2 separate regions of the Homo sapiens genome follow, and region 2 is linked to region 1. A link is a loop called in an ENCODE intact Hi-C map of the cell type or tissue named here. Cell type or tissue: heart left ventricle. All regions are shown on one strand. Each heading gives the region's core, and the rest is flanking DNA. Links, peaks and the distances in the headings are about the cores only.

Region 1 (8,725 bases), core at 564-8,563:
AAGTGCTGGGATTATAGGCATAAGCATAATGCCAAGCTGATACTTAATTTTTTGAGGAAACAATTTCTAATTACTTTTTCTCCTTATTTTCTCTTCTCTGATACTTTCTACCTAAAAATTGCTTTCTTACATTCAGAATTGTTGAAGAGGCTTCAGTGTCTCTTTGTATATTATCATAATAAAAACAAACAGGTACTATTTTCCTATTACTATAAAGCTTTTTGAGTCTTTAATTTTTCATTAGGATTCCTCTAGATGGCCGGGCATGTTAGCTCATGCCTGTAATCCCAGCACTTTGGGAGGCTGAGGTGGGTGGATCACAAGGTCAGGAGATCAAGACCATCCTGGCCAACATGGTGAAATCCCATCTCTACTAGAAATACAAAAATTAGCCGGACGTGGTGGCATGTGCCTGTAGTCCCTGCTACTCAGGAGGCTGAGGCAGGAGAAATGCTTGAACCCAGGAGGCAGAGTTTGCAGTGAGCTGAGATTGCACCACTGCACCCCAGCCTGGGTGACAGAGTGAGACTCTGTCTCAAAAATAAAAAATTAAAAAAGATTCCTCTAGATGTATAAACTGACTGAAAGTTCTCCAGTTATAAGAACGTATATTGGAAGTTTTAGGTGGCAAGTGAAGCTACTGATAGCTGCTTTACTAAAGATGAACATGAAATAATGAGGAAAGGCTGGGCACGGTGGCTCACACCTGTAATCCCAGCACTTTGGGAGGCCGAGGCAGGCAGACCTGGGGACGGGAGTTCAAGACCAGCCTGACCAACATGGAGAAACCCCATCTCTACTAAAAATACAAAATTAGCTGGGCATGGTGGTGCATGCCTGTAATCCCAGCTGCCCGAGAGGCTGAGGCAGGAGAATCGCTTGAACCTGGGAGGCGGAGGTTGTGGTGAGCCGAGATTGCACCATTACATACCAGTCTGGGCAACAAAAGCGAAATTCCATCTCAAAAAAAAAAAATAAAAAAAAGGAAAGAATGAGACATGACTGTATCTATCCTGATAAATCAAAATACCTCCAAATAATCTGGGGAGTGCTAAAGTATCATGGATTATATCTGACTCAGCAATCAAATTTCAACCTATTGGGGTGATGGGGGGGAGGAAGTCCACCCTTTCAAAGGGATTTACGCAGAAATAGTTTATATTTCTCATCCCAAAGCAGATTTGAAGAATTAAAACCAGAAACCAGGCCCGGTGCGGTGGCTTATGCCTGTAATCCCAGCACTTTGGAAGGCCAAGGCGAGAGGATCACTTGAAGTCAGAAGTTTGAGACTAGCCTGCCCAACATGGTGAAACCCCGTCTCTATTAAAAATACAAAAAAATTAGCTGGGCATGGTGGTGCACACCTGTAATCCCAGCTACTCAGGTGGCTGAGGCAGGAAAATCTCTTGAACCCGGGAGACAGAGGTTGCAGTGAGCTGAGATCTCACCACTGCACTCTAACCTGGGTGACAAGAGTGAGACTCTCTCAGAAAAAAAAAAAAAAGTGAAAATAAAACAAGGAACCAGAACCAAGATTCTTCAATTCACAGTTTGAATAAAATTATGGAAATAGTCTCTCCTAAGGTATGTAGAATTTCAGTAAACCATGCTCTATCTAGTCCTCCCTCTCAATTACTTCTGATTTTCTGTATCATATACATATCTGCATACAAGAGGAATACTTTAAGCTCTATTCTCTAAGAAAGGAGGAAAGCATGATGAGCATAGGGCTAAATTTAGCCAGCCAGCTGTGTTTTGTTTGGCCTGCAGAGTATTTAACATTTGTTTTTATCTGAATGCCTTTTAGGTGGGACCTGGACCTTCCCCAAACCCAGCAACTTCCAGTTGTCTTAATCCAACTAGATTTACCCATTTATATTACCTTCCTAATCTTTGTAATCTTTGGTTTGTACCTGCTGTAAGAACTTTCGTCGCAGACATAATGTGAATATAAGAGCCTAGAGGAAAAGCTTGGCATTGTGGAATTGAGAGGAGGGGAACTTGAGAGGTGAGCCATCCCTGTCTAAGACTCTGACGTAGGGCAGCTTTTCTGCCCTCTCCAGTGGTGCACACTTTTGTCTTCTTCCATAGGAAGTCCATGGTTACCTTATTTCTCCATTCTCCATGCCCACATCTCTCACTGAAACCTGTATCTAAATAAGGTTCCAATACTTATTCATGGGATAAATGACTACCCAAAACTAAACAAAACTGGCTTACCTTAAACCCCAAATAAACTTTCATTATATAAGCATCACCAAGCAAATGGGGTACTCAGAATCATCATACACTCAGCTTGGTTGTCTGCATAGAAGCTTCTCTCTTTTTTTTTTTTTTTGAGATGGATTCTCACACTGTCGCCCAGGGTGGAGGGCAGTGGCGTTATCTCAGCTCACTGCAGCCTCCGCCTCCAGCGTTCAAGCAATTCTCCCGCCTCAGCCTCCCGAGTAGCTGAGATTACAGGCAGCCGCCACCACGCCCGGCTGATTTTCTTTTCGCATTTTTAGTAGAGACGGGGTTTCACCATGTTGGTCGGGCTGGTCTTGAACTCCTGACCTTGTGATCCGCCCACCTTGGCCTCCCAAAGTGCTGGGATTACAGGCGTGAGCCGCTGCTCCCGGCTGAGGCTTCTCTTTTTAATGCATTTTTCTTTTAACTTGATAGGAGAAATAAAAGTAGAAAAGGAAAGCCATGCTTGAGTAAAGAAAGGTTAAACAAAAAGAGTTTCAAGTCAGTCTTTTAGCATGTTAGGACCAAAGGGAAGAGGCATTCAGGAATATTCGCTCTAAATCAAGCCCCTGCCTCCCTGCTAACTGAGGCCAAGAAGTACGGAGCTGTGTGCTAGTAACTTCAGAAACTCACCCCAGTGTCCTTCACCTTCACAGTCTTATTTGTACAAAGATTTATTTGTACTGTTTCTCACCCAAAATTTTTCTAATAGTAACCCTGGGCTATTTATTCTTATAGTCTCTCCTGTCAAAGAAAGCAGTAGATGATATCCTTTTATCTATTTCAAAGTTAATGAGGCTGGGTGCAGTGGCTCAGTCTGTAACCCCAGCACTTTGGGAGGCCAAGGCGGGTAGATCACTTGAGGCCGGGAGTTCGAGACAGCCTGGCCAACATGGTGAAACCCCGTCTCTACTAAAAATATAAAAATTAGCCAGGCGTGGTGACGCAAGCCTGTAATCCCAGCTACTCGGGAGGCTGAGGCATGAGAATAGCTTGAATCTGGGAGGCAGAGCTTGCAGTGAGCCAAGATTGCACCACTGCACTCCAGCCAGGGCAACAGAGTGAGACTCTGTCTCAGGAAAAAAAAAAAAAAAAATTAATGAAAATCTTCCCTATAGTTTGTTCTTCTCTAAACTACAAAATCCCCTTCTCCTTCTCCCGATCCCTTTAGCCTCTTTCTTAGATATCTTATTTGGAAATGCTCTCCTCATTTATTGCTAAACTTTATCTGATTTATCTTCACCTAAATTATGGGGGCCCAAATTTGACTTTTAGTGTTTTCAACTTTAGTATACAATGGATAACTTACAATTTTATATTGGGTAAGGTTATTGATGCTACTGATCCTGTTAAACTGCCTTTTCTGGACCAAAATGTGAGTGAAATTCAGGCTAGAATTCAAAAAGCGTAAAATCCATTATTCAGCATACAGATATGCCTCTCTTTAAGCAAATCTGCTACCTGAAAACATGATTTTATAGAACAAAAACTGATTCTTTAATTAAAAGGATTCACCAATACTTTTCATTAAATAGACTCTCCTCTGGTACAAATAGTCTTTTCAGTTACACATTTATCATGCAAATCAACATGCAGTTGCATAATTTGGGAGGGTGAGAAGAAAACTGTGCAAATTAAAGCAATATAAGAGCTGCCAATTTTATAGGAAGTAACGATATGTTCTTGTAAGTCCTGTAATTCTACACTGCTCTTTCCTGCACCTTCCTTAATAAGTCTCCACCCAAAAGCAAAATTAAAGGGTTTCATTTCTCTCTCCTCTAGACTAAGTAAATGAACTCCTCTCCAAACAGATAGTGGGTAAATAGGAAGGAAATTAACTGCTCAGTTTAAAAAAGGAAAAGGTAGGCTGGGCGCGGTGGCTCAAGCTTGTAATCCCAACACTTTGGGAGGCCGAGGTGGGCGGATCACCTGAGGTCAGGACTTCCAGACCAGCCTGGCCAACACGGTGAAACCGTCTCTACTAAAAATACAAAAATTAGCATGACATAGTGGCACATCCCTGTAATCCCAGCTACTTGGGAGGCTGAGGCAGCAGAATCGCTTGAACCCGGGAGGGGGAGTTTGCAGTGAGCAGAGATCGTCCCACTGCACTCCAGCCTGGGCGACAGAGCGAGACCCCATCTCAAAATAGTGATAATAATAAAATTGACTAATGTATACATTAGTCTGCTCCTTTATACAATTTATTTTTGGCCGGGCGCGGTGGCTCACGCCTGTAATCCCAACACTTTGGGAGGCGGAGGCGGGCGGATTGCCTGAGCTCAGAAATTCGAGACCAGCCTGGGCAACACGGTGAACCCCGTCTCTACTAAAATACAAAAAATTAGACGGGTTCGGCGCCATGCGCCTGTAGTCCCAGCTACTTGGAAGGCTGAGGCAGGAGAATTGCTTGAACCTGGGAGGCGGAGGTTGCAGTCAGCTGAGATCACGCCAATTGCACTCCAGCCTGGGCGGCAGAGCAAGACTCCGTCTCCCGGAAAAAAAAAAAAAAAAGAATAATGAAATGATAGCAGGACATTGTGGTGGGCACCTGTAACCCCACCTACTTGGGAGGCTGAGGCAGGAGAATCGCTTTAACCCCGGAGGTTAAAGCTTTTTACTCCCATTGCTTCACCTTTGGCACACCACTGCCTACTATGTGCCAGGCAATGTTAGGTGCTGGTATTGCCATGTTAGGCAGAACACTGCCTGGCACCCAACAGATGAAGTCTTGCTCTCATGGAGCTCCTGTTTAGTGGGAGCGATCAACAGAGAATAAGTAAACAAGAATTTATAACGTTCAAAGAGCTATAGAAGGAAACAAACTAGATCCCAAAGCAGAGAGTAACAGGAAGAATTACAGGAGACTCTGCTAGGCTGGGTGGTAAAGGATGGTTCATGTCCTTGGTGCCTGATGAGCAAGAGGGAGAGAGATGTGAGTTGAGGTTAGAAGATAGGCAGATGCCTGAACAGCCTTACAGACTTTTACTTTTATTCAAAGGCGCAGGAAAAAAATCCATTCAAGTTTTAAGTAGTAAAGTGACATAAATTTGTTTCCAAAAGATTAGTCTGGCCACTGTGTAGAGAATTGATTGAAATCTGCCAAAAAATAGAAGCTAGTTGACCTGTTGGACTATTTTTAGTTTTGGAGAATGACAATGGTGGGTTGGTCTCAAAAGGTGGCAACAGTGATGGAAAGAAAATTAAAATATGTTTGAGTATGAGTATTTGAAAGTGGGAAGTGAGGTCAAAGAAGTTGTCGAGAACAACACCTGGGTTTCTGGCTTCAGTAAGTGGGAGAATGATGGTGGCTTTTACTGAACTGGAAAGTTTGCTGGGACAGGTTCCTAATAATGACTTGATCCAATAGATCAAGTCGTATACAAAAGAATGATACAAATACATAAGAATGATCTGATTAAGATCAGATTACTTTCCTAATAATGACTTGATCCAACATGCATCTCTCTCTGAGACTTTAGTTTTTTTTAAATTTATTTTTTAATTTTTTGGGGTTTTTTTTTAGACGGAGTCTCACTCTGTCGCCCAGGCTGCAGTGCAGTAGTGCGATCTTGGCTCACTGCAATCTCCACCTCCCAGGTTCAAGTGATTCTTCTGCCTCAGCCTCCTGAGTAGCTGGGATTACAGGCGCCCACCACCACGCCCAGCTAATTTTTGTATTTTTAGTAGAGATGGGGTTTCACCATGTTGGCCAGGATGGTCTTGAACTACTGACCTCAAGTGATCCACCCGTCTCGGCCTCCCAAAGTGCTGGGATTACAGGCCTGAGCCATGGCTCCTGGCCTGTGTTTTTTTAATACACTTTATTTTATAGAGCAGTTCAAATTCACAGAAAAATTGAGTGGAAAATATAGCACATTCTCTTATGACCTCTTCCCCACGACCAGCCTCCCTCACTATCAACATCATGCACTAGAGTGGTACTTACATTACAATCAATGAATCTACATGCATACATCAACATTATCATCCAAAGTCCATGGTTTATATTAGGGTTCACTTTTGGTGTTGTACAGTCTCTGGGTTTCACAATGTATAATGTGTCCACAATTATAGTATCCTACACAATAATTTCACTCCCCTAAAAATCCTTTGTGCTTCTCCTGTTCATCCCTCCCTCCCCTAATCCCTGGTAACCACTAATCTTTTTTACTGCCTCCATAGTTTTGCCTTTTCAAAATATCATATAGTTAGAATCATACAGCCCTTTCAGATTGGCTTCTTTTAATTACCAATATGCATTTAAGTTTCCTCCATGTCTTTTGATGGCTTGATAGCTCCTTTCATTTTAGCGCTAAATAAAATTCCATCCAATGGATGTACTGCAGTTTATTTATCCTTAGTTGACTTCTTATTTGCTTCCAAGATTTGGCAATTATGAATAAAGTTGTTATAAACATGCGTGTGCAGATTTTTGTGTAATTTTTTTTTATTAAAAAATTTTTAGAGACGGCATCTCATTATGTTGCCCAGGCTGGACCTGAACCCCTGGGCTCAAGTTATCGTCTGACCTCAACCCCTCCAGTAGCTAGGACTACAGACGTGCACCACCATGCCTGGCATGTAGGCTTAAGTTTTTGACTCCTTAGGGTAAATAGCAAGGAATGCAATCACTAGATCATATGTATGAGTGTGTTTAGTTTGTAAGAAACTGCCAAAGTGTCTTCTATACCATTTTGATATCTCATCAGCAATGAGTAAGAGTTCTTACTGCTGTACCTCCTTGTCACCATTTGGTATTGTCACTCTTTTGGATTTTAGCCTTTCTAGTAGGTTGGTACTGATATTGTTGTTTTAATTTGCGATTCCCTAATGACTTACAATGTTGAGGATTTTTCATTGCTTATTTGCCTTCTGTGTATCTTCTTGGTGATGTGAATCTGTTCAGGTCTTTTGCCCTTTTTTTTTCAGACAGAGTCTCACTCTGTTGCCCAGGCTGGAGTGCAGTGGCGCGATGTCTGCTCACTGCAAGCTCTGCCTCCCGGGTTCAGGCCATTCTCCTGCCTCAGCCTCCTGTGTAGCTGGGACTACAGGCGCCCACCACCATGCCCAGCTAATTTTTTTTTTTTTTTGTATTTTTTTAGTAGAGACGGAGTTTCACCATGTTAGCCAGGATGGTCTCGATCTCCTGATCTCGTGATACGCCAGCCTTGGCCTCCAAAAGTGCTGGGATTACAGGTGTGAGCCACCGTGCCCAGCCTCTTTTGCCCATTTTTAAATTGGGTTATTTTCTTATTGTTGAGTTTTAAGAATTCTTTTTATTTTTTTAGTGACCAGAAATTATTATTAAACTTTATTTTTAAATGACACCAATTATAGCTACTTTTCTTTTTATTTCAATCAGTTTTGGGGAGACGGGTGGTATCTAGTTACATGAATAAGTTCTTTAGTGGTAATTTCTGAGATTTTGGTGCACCCATCACCAAATCATGAGCAGTGTATGAGCAGTGTACACTGTACCCAATGTGTAGTCTTTTATTCCTCACCCCCCACCCTTTCCCCCGAGTCCCCAAAGTCCATTGTATCATTCTTATGTATTTGCATCTTCATAGCTTAGCTCCCAGAGTTTTAAGAATTCTTTGTGTATTTTGAGCTGGGCATGACAGTTTGTGCCTGTTGTCCCAGCTACTTCAGAATCTGAGGCAGGAGGATCCCTTGAGCCCACGAGTTCTAATTCAGCTTAGGCAACATAGCAAGACCCCATCTCTAACAAACAAATACATTTTAAAAATAGTTCTTTGTATATATTTTTTAAAAACAACATTTTTTTTCCCTTGAGACAGAGGCTCACTCTGTCACCAAGGCTGGAGTGCAGTGATGTGATCACAGTTCACTGCGGCTTCAACCTCCCAGGCTCCAGCCATCCTGAGCCACCATACCCTGCTACTTTTTTTTTTTTTTTTTTTTTTTGGAGAGATAGGGTTTGCTATATTGCCCAAGCTAGTCTTGAACTCCTGGACTCAAGTAATCCATCCATCTTGGCCTCCCAAAGTGTTGGGATTACAGGCCTGAACCACCACACCCGGCCATATAACACTGTTTTATCAGATACATCTTTTGCAACTATTTCCTCCTAGTCTGTGACTTATCTTCTCATTCTCTTAATAAGCTTTCAGTTTTGTCTCTTCAGACCACTGTTTCATGTGACATTTTCAATTTTTAATTATTGTGTTAAAATACACATAAAATTTACCATCTTAACTATTTTAAGTCTACAGTGGAGTGGTATGTATATATTCAAAATTTTGTGCAACCATCACCACCATCCACCTCCCTAACTCTTTCATCTTATAAAACTGAAACTCAGCCGGGTATGGTGGCTCACACCTGTAATCCCAGCACCTTGGGAGGCTGAGGCAGGCAGATCATCTGAGGTCAGGAGTTTGAGACCAGCCTGGCCAACATGGTGAAACACTATCTCTACTAAAAATACAAAAATTAGCTGAGCGTGGTGCCAGGCGCCTGTAGTCCCAGC
Region 2 (8,725 bases), core at 532-8,531, 290 kb after region 1:
GCCACCATGCCCAGCTAATTTTTGTAGTTTTAGCAGAGACAGGGTTTTGACATGTTGGCCAGGGTGGTCTCAAACTCCTGACCTCAGGTGATCCACCTGCCTCGGCCTCCCAATGTGCTGGGATTACAGGTGTGAGCCACCATGCCCAGCCTACATTTTTTTTAATGTTCTGAGTACCCTCACAGCCTAATTTTCTTGAACATTTATTCTGCCAAAAGGAACTGAATTTCTAACTTTTTCTCTATTACAATTTTCATTAATCTTTTTGAATGCTTTTTTAAAATAGCTAACTTAAAAAAATCTAAGTCTCTAACAGAAATAAAAATCTCAACAATCAATTACTGGATTTCCAATATAACCTTTTACAGCATTTCAAAAACAAATCTTAATTCGGCCAGGCACAGTGGCTCACTTTGGGAGGCTGAGGTGGGCAGATCACCTGAGGTCAGGAGTTCAAGACCAGCCTGGCCAACATGGCAAAACCCCGTCTCTACTAAAAATACAAAAATTAGCAGGACATCGTGATGTGTGCCTGTAATCCCAGCTACTTGGGAGGTTGAGACAGGAGAATCGATTGAACCTAGGAAGCGGAGGTTGCAGTGAGTTGAGATTGCGCCACTGCACTCCAGCCTAGGCAACAGAGCAAGACTCCATCTCAAAAAAAAAAAAAACAAATAAAAATAAAAAAGCAAATCTGAATTCAAACCAATACCTTTAAAGAGAAATGTAAAACTCAGTTTAATTTCAAGTTTGTATAGAGAATGTATGCCACAGTTTGTATTTTATAAACACAACCTATCTTATTATAAATACAAAATAAGAAAAAGTGATACGTTAGCTGTTATGAAGGGTGAAAACATTATATAAACTTCAAAAGGCTGCTTTCTGCATCTGCATCTATGTAATTTCATGGTTCTCTACCAATTTCATTTACAGAAATAATCTCTATAGTCAAATTATTGTTCACTTTCATGCCCCAACATGGGAAGTGGTAGGTGAATATCTGTAGGAATACAATTTATTGTCTGCTCCTCCACTCAGAAGTAGCTGTGTAAAAGGAGAGAAAAAGACAAGAAAACATAAATAAATATAATTATTTCACATCATAGCTAAACCTAATTAAATACTAATGATTTTCATTACAAAAGGAATTATGGGTGAGCAGTTAACTTGCATTGAGAGTGAGTAAAGGGACCAACGTTGTTTCACTACTATACTATGATACAGTTTATTAAAACATTAAAAGCTATCATTTAAATTTGGTTGAGACATAATATGCTGTTGCACTTTCTATAAAGCATCTGCCAAGATACATAAGTTTGAAAGGGATACAGTTTTACCTATTAAAGAAAATTAAAAATTTTTAAAGGACAACACATTAATTGTATATTACAAATTATTCAAGTAGCCCTAGGCCTTATATTTGGAAAGAATTCTTAGGCAGTAAGAGCTTACGTATATACATAAAAATAATTAAATTGTAATTCTTTAAACACATTTTATAATGCAGACTTATGCAAGATTTTTCCAACTGGTAAACACTTTGATCCAATTAGTCTTAAGTAGTGAGTTTTTGGAGGTAAAATGTTTCATGAAGATACTCGTGGGGGCTAGGCACAGTGGCTCACACCTGTAATTCTAACACTCTGGGAGGCTGAGGCGGGAGAACTGCTTGAGGCCAGGAGTTCAAGACTACCTTGGGGAACACAGTGAGACCACGTCTCTACAAAAAATTTAAAAATTTGCCAGATATGGTGGCACCCACCTGTAGTCCCTGCTACTCAGAAGGCTAGGGCAAGAGGATCACCTAAGCCCAGGAGTTCAAGCCTCAATCTCTAAAAATAAATAAAGAAGATACACATGGGGGCGGGAGGATTGCTTGAACCCAGGAGTTCAAGGCTGCAGTGAGTCACGACCGCACCACTAACATTCCAGCCTGGGCAATAAAGGACCTTGTTTCTTAAAACAACAACAGCAAAAACAACAAAAAACCCACTATACTCACAAGAAAAAAAAATGCTCCAAAATTTCAAATTTACTATTCCTAGTATTATTATTATTTTGAGACAGGGTATCACTCTGTTACCCAGGCTAGAGTGCAGTGGCGCGATCATAGTTCATTGCATCCTCGACCTCCCAGGCACAAGTGATCCTCCTGCTTCAGGCTCAAGTAGGCTCAAGTAGGTCACACCACCATGGATAACTAATTTTTTAATTTTTGTAGAGACATCATCTCACTATGTTGCCTAGGCTGGTTTTGAACTCCTGGGCTCAAAGAATCTTCCCCCTTTCCCTCCCAAAGTGGTAGGATTACAGGCATAAGCCACCATGCCTGGCCTATTAAAGGACAAATTTGTTTCTTCTTTGAATGAGAGGTGACATTTTATAAATAATATTAAGTGAAATAATACAGAATTATAAATATCAAATATATTGAAACTAATAAATGTTTTTTTTTTCTTGAGATGGAGTCTATCTCCCAGGCTGGAGTGCAGTGGCTCGATCTCAGCTCACTGCAAGCTCCGCCTCCTTGGATCACGCCATTCTCCTGCTTCAGCCTCCCAAGTAGCTGGAACTACAGGCGCCCGCCACCATGCCCGGCTAATTTTTTGTGTTTTTAGTAGAGACGGGGTTCCACCTTGTTAGTCAGGATGGCCTCGATCTCCTGACCTCGTGATCTGCCCACCTTGGCCTCCCAAAGTGCTGCGATTACAGGCGTGAGCCACTGCACCCGGCCCGAAACTAATACATTTTATAAACACAAACACCAGATTTATTCTAGTCACTTTCCTCTTCATCAAATAACTAATAAATTCTTACCCCTGTGTCTGTCCAGTCTACACTCAGAACTTTGTCTTCATGAGCAGCCAGATCATAGAGAGGAGCCTTACAACTAAAAGATGAAAATATTAACATATTATATGCATTCACAGTGTTAAAACAAACATTTGAATAATCACTTATACTTATCTGAAAACTTTACAGGGTTTACCAACCTTGCCCCAATAACCACTTAATCTTAAAATTCTGTTTATTTGATCATCTCTCCTCTTTTTCCTGTATCATTGGTAGACCACAGACATTTATTATAACAAATATATTCAGAAAAAAATGTTATTTCATTTTAAGAATTTATTTATAATTAGGCCCATTTTCACACTTCCTTGACTACTTTAACCCCCAAACTATGGCCTTATATACTGTTTGTCTAGCTATCTATATGCAACAAAACAACATATTAACATGAATTTCTTTTTCTTTTTGAGATGGAGTCTTGGTCTGTTGCCCAGGCTGGAGTGCACTGATGCAATCTCGGCTCACTGCAACCTCCGCCTCCTGGGTTCGAGCGATTCTCCTGCCTCAGCCTCCTGTGTAGTTGGGATTACAGGAGTGCGCCATCATGCCCGGCTAATTTTTGTATTTTTATTAGAGACAGAGTTTCACCATGTTGGCCAGGATGGTCCTGAACACCCAGCCTCAGGTGATCTGCCTGCCTCAGCCTTCCAAAGTGCTGGGATTACAGGTGTGAGCCACTGTGCCTGGCCAAAAATTTTTTTGATCCTGGCTTTTCTTTTGCATATCAGTATTTGTCACATGAGGTTGCAAAACCATGAGGCTTTTTTTACTCTTCTGGTTTTAGATAAGAATTTCAGTATTCATTTCCTTTCTATAACAGGTAATTGATATGTTTCTCTTATAGATCATAAATAGAATTTACCTTCTTGTATCCCACAGCTTAACAATGTTATCTAAAGATCCTGAAATCAGCTGCTGTTCATGGGTAGGAGACCATTTTACTGATGTCACCCAACCAGTATGTGACGTTAGGGACAGCGACACCAAAGAACCATCTGAACAAAGCAAAAAAGACAAGCGTTGAATTTTAGAAAAGGGAAGTAGGTAGAAGGAACCCAAAAAATATTTGTAGAAATTTTTTTTTTGAGATGGAGTCTTGCTCTGTCACCAGGCTGGAGTGCAGTAGTGCAATCTTGGCTCACTGCAACCTCTGCCTCTGGGATTCAAGTGATTCTCCTGCCTCAGCCTCCTGAGTAGCTGGGATTACAGGCACGCGCCACCACACCCAGCTGATTTTTGTATTTTTAGTAAAGGCAGGGTTTCTCTATGTTGGCCAGGCTGATCTCCAACTCCTGACCTCATGATCTGCCCGCCTCGGCCTCTCAAAGTGCTGGGATTACAGGCATGAGCCACCACGCCTGGCCAGAAATTCCTTTTTTTGTACATCTCCAGAGAGATGAGAAATAGATGTTATTCACACATATATTCCCCCAGTGGTTTACATGACTCACCTTTAGTTCGGGGATCCCACAGTCTGATATGCCTATCTGTGCTTCCAGATGCTAAACGTTTACAAAGTGGAGAATAGGAAATACAATTAAACACTTTATTTCCTGTCTGAAAAAGAAAAGGAAAGAACATTAACCATGGTAGACTAAAAACCATCTCTAGAAGTTTATCACTTAAAAGAACACTGAATTTGTCTTACCAAAGTTGACTTAAGACTGCCAGACTCAACATCCCACACTCTAATTGTATGGTCCCAAGATGCACTGCAGATTTCTTCAGCATCTGACCACAGAACTGAGGAAACTGCCTCCATGTGGCCAGAGAGGGTCACTATGGGAGTCTAGAAAGGAAGAACCCCAAAAGGGGAAAGTGTTTTCATTACAGAATAATTGAAACAATAATAGTACTTATTACTTACAAAGCCCACATGACAGAGACAAACTGCCCATCTTTCATATCCTGACTTATTTCTTCCTTTACAATGGAATGGATATTTCTGTTTTTATTTTATACAAGACACTGAGGCTGATAAAGATAACTTGCCCAAGGTCATAGAGCTTATAAGTGGCAGACTTGAATTTGACCCCAAATATTACTCGTCTGTAGTCTTTCCACTATATTCTGCTGCTCCTCATCTGTTCTACTTTTCATTTTGATCAGCATTAACACAAACTTAACTCTCCCAGCTGACAAATGTTATATTAAAGATTAGTGCTGGATGGTTTCCCAATGGCCTTGGACTGATGGATACAGTTTCTCCCCCCCTCTTTTCTTCTTGCCTGTAGTTCTCAAAATAACTATAGAATATTCTGGGAATATAACATCCTGAGATAGGGAGCAACTGGCCAGCATAGCCTGGGGGCTCTATTCCAGCTCTTAGAAACAGGATGTCCTTCAAACTTTGCCCAGAGTCAAGTGACCCCAGGGTACAAAAACCAGGGCAGGCTGTTTTTTGGGATCCCTCAGCTGTACTGCAAGTGAGGCATATGCAGTTAACACTCCATTTGCCCCTGGCAGCTTTCTTGAGCCTTGGGGGACTGGCTCACAATGGATCCTCGGCTTCTGTTGTCCCTTGCTGCCTATCTGTAAGTAATAAACCCGTTTCATGTAACGTGTTGCGTGTGTGCTCTTCCTCACCAGATTCAGGCAACTGGTAAAACTGCAGCCCAGGATGCGGTGGGTGAAAGTATTCACACTTCTATTCCTGGTGCCTGGCATACGATGACCTTTACTATCCTCCAACCAGTGGGAATCCTCCCTTAGACTGGTTATTAGTGAAACTGCTTCACAGTTAACACAAAAACCTTTGTGATCAGACAGATATAGGTTTCAGCACCTTCACACAAAATATGCCGCCAATTTCTACACAACTCCTCCAGGTAAATTAATCTCAGTAAGTTATTCTTACCACCTCATTCCTCAGTATCTTTAAGTCCTATTATTTAATCTTTAAATAATGTACACAGTTCACTTATTAATACTCCACAATCTCTAATGTCTTTCTAAACTAAAAGCCCCAAACTAGGTAACTAGGTAGAGTACCTACCTTAAATATAAGGAGTATATAAAAGAGAGTGGGAAGAGCCAGGCACAGAGGCTCATACCTGTAGTCTCAACGCTTTGGGAGGCTGAAGCAGGAGGATCACTGGAGCCCAGGGGTTTGAGAACAGCCTAGGCAACATAGTAAGACCCCGTCTCTACTAAAAATAAAATTAGCTGGGCTTAATGACACATGACTATAGTCATATCTATTTGGGAGGCTGAAGTAGAAGGATCACTTGAGCCCAGCAGTTTGAGGCTACAGTGAGCTACCATCACGCCACTGCACTCCAGCCAGGCCCACTCCTGCAGTGGGCCACTGCACTCGGCCCACAGTTGTTTTAATAAGGGGTTGTTTTTTACAACACTTTATAATTGTAATTTAGGTTTTTGTGTGAACAAGAGAGATCTTGTCTCTAAAAAAAAAAAAAAAGAGAGGAGGCCACACACGGTGGCTAACACCTATAATCCTAGCACTTTGGGAGGCCGAGGTGGGTGGATCACTTGAGCTCAGGAGTTCAAGACCAGCCTGGGCAACATGCTGAAACCCTGTCTCTACAAAAAAATATAGAAATGAACTGGCTGTGGTAGCACACTCCTGTAGTCTCAGCTACCTGAGAGGCTTACATGGGAGGATTGCTTGAACCTGGGACGTGGAGGTTGCCATTAGCTGAGATTGTGCCACTGCACTCTACCCTGGGCAACACAGTGAGAGTCTGTCTCTTAAAAACAAACAAACAAACAAAAAAACTAGCTGGGTGCGGTGGCTCACACCCGTAATCCCAGAACTTTGGGAGGCCGAGGTGGGTGATCACCTGAGGTCAGGAGTTCAAGACCAGCCTGACCAACATGGAGAAGCCCCGTCTCTACTAAAACTACAAAATTAGCCAGGCGTGGTGGTGCATGCCTGTCATCCCAGCTACTCAGGAGGCTGAGGCAGGAGAATCGCTTGAACCCAGGAAGCAAAGGTTGCAGTGAGCCGAGATTGCGCCACTGCACTCCAGCCTGGGCAACAAGAGTGAAACTCCATCTCAAAAAAAAAAAAAAAAAAAAGAGGAAAAGAATTCTGGAATAGGGGATAGTCAATCTACTTTTATATAACTTTGCTACATTTAACTTCCTTAAATATTGCCTCATCTGTAATATTTAGGAGTTATAACTGGATCAGAAAGCAAACTTTTTCAGTAAAGAACCAGCAAGTAAATATTTCAGCCTTTGGAGACCATACACAGTTTCTGTTGTATATTTTTCTTTGCTGAGTAATATTCTGCTGTATGAATAATACCACAGTTTTGTTTTTTGTTTTTTTGAGATGGAGCTTCACTCATCGCCCAGGCTAGAGTGCAATGCACAAGCTTGGCTTACTGCAACTTCCACCTCCCAGGTTCAAGCGACTCTCCTGCCTCAGCCTCCCAAGTAGCTGGGATTACAGGCACGTGCCACCACGCCTGGCTAACTTTTCGCATTTTTAGTACAGACGGGGTTTCACCATGTTGGTCAGGCTGGTCTTCACTCCTGACTGCAGGTGATGTGCCCGCCTCAGCCTCCCAGAGTGCTGGGGTTACAGGTGCCCCACTGCACTTGGCCCACAGTTGTTTTAATAAGGGGTTGTTTTTACAACACTTATAATTGTAAAAACCATCCTTAGCTCTCTGTAGCACAAAAATAGGTGACAGCCAAACTGGCTGTTGGGCTGTAATTTGCCAACTCCTAGACCAAATGATCCCTGAGGTCTCTTAGCATTTTCCTGAAAGAAGTAAAGGAACCTGATAGAGGAGTGAGAAACAGAACAATCTCTGATGTCATCTAAAACAAAATGAAAAGGTGACATAGAGGTAATCAGAAGGCTCTAGAATAGAAAATGACATGGTAGGCCGGGCGCGGTGGCTCACGCCTGTAATCCCAGCACTTTGGGAGGCTGAGGCGGGTGGATCATGAGGTCAGGAGATCGAGACCATCCTGGCTAACAAGGTGAAACCCCGTCTCTACTAAAAATACAAAAAATTAGCCGGGCGCGGTGGCGGGCGCCTGTAGTCCCAGCTACTCGGGAGGCTGAGGCAGGAGAATGGCGTGAACCCGGGAAGCGGAGCTTGCAGTGAGCCGAGATTGCGCCACTGCAGTCCGCAGTCCGACCTGGGCGACAGAGCGAGACTCCGTCTCAAAAAAAAAAAAAAAAAAAGAAAATGACATGGTAAAAACAATAGGCAAACTTATCATATGAATAAGCTATACCATTCCTAGGCATTTATCCAAGATAAATGAAAACAGGTTCACACAAAAACCTAAATACAAATGTTGATAGTTTTACTTATAACTGCCAAACTGGAAACAATCAAATATCCTTCAGCTGGTGAATGATTAAACCAACTGTGGCATATCCATACCACAGAATACTACTCAGCATCAATAACCCCCAACAACCTCAAAAAATGTCAAATGCTTTATGCTAAGTGAAAAGGGCCCGATACAAAAAGCTATATACACTATACTGTGTGACTGCACTTATATGACATTCTGGAAAAATTACAGGGACAGAGAACAGAGTAGTGGTTTTCAGAGGATAGAGGTGGGAGGAAAGTTGACAAGAAGGGGCAATATGAGTTTTCAGGAATGATGGACTGTTCTATATCTTGGTTGTGTAGCAGTTACATGATTCTATATATTCATCAAAACTAAATAGTTATACACCAAAAAGTGAATTTTCCTCTAATAAAACTTTTCTTTAAAAGTAGAAAAGTCAACATTGACATTGTCACTACAAACTAAGTGGAACAGAAGTACTGGAGGGAAAAAAGCAATTTTGAGAATTAAGGAGGAAAAGACTATTGTATGTTAATATATCAAGCAAATGACAGGTAAATGAACTGGCAGCATTATTCAC

The links. Peaks named below come from ENCODE experiments on the same cell type or tissue, not always from the same donor. Only the 100,000 strongest peaks of a DNase experiment are listed, where the experiment ranks them.
Region 2: it touches region 1 in a loop (2.3-fold over the local background); 59 of 110 quality-filtered maps call a loop at or near these places.

Annotation. Positions count from the first base shown.
Region 1 is chr2:202,591,026-202,599,750 of GRCh38, forward strand. No RefSeq gene overlaps it. Among named protein-coding and RNA genes, the nearest start is that of FAM117B, 40 kb to the right of the region's middle. In heart left ventricle, for the core only: no CTCF peak of the experiment used is centred there; no DNase peak of the experiment used is centred there.
Region 2 is chr2:202,879,891-202,888,615 of GRCh38, forward strand. WDR12 (WD repeat domain 12) reads right to left here. Exons shown (of 13, transcript NM_018256.4): 9 at 4,505-4,645; 10 at 4,308-4,413; 11 at 3,719-3,851; 12 at 2,821-2,893; 13 at 1-1,047. The coding sequence ends at 970. Among named protein-coding and RNA genes, the nearest start is that of ICA1L, 12 kb to the left of the region's middle. In heart left ventricle, for the core only: no CTCF peak of the experiment used is centred there; no DNase peak of the experiment used is centred there; H3K27ac peaks cover 307 bases.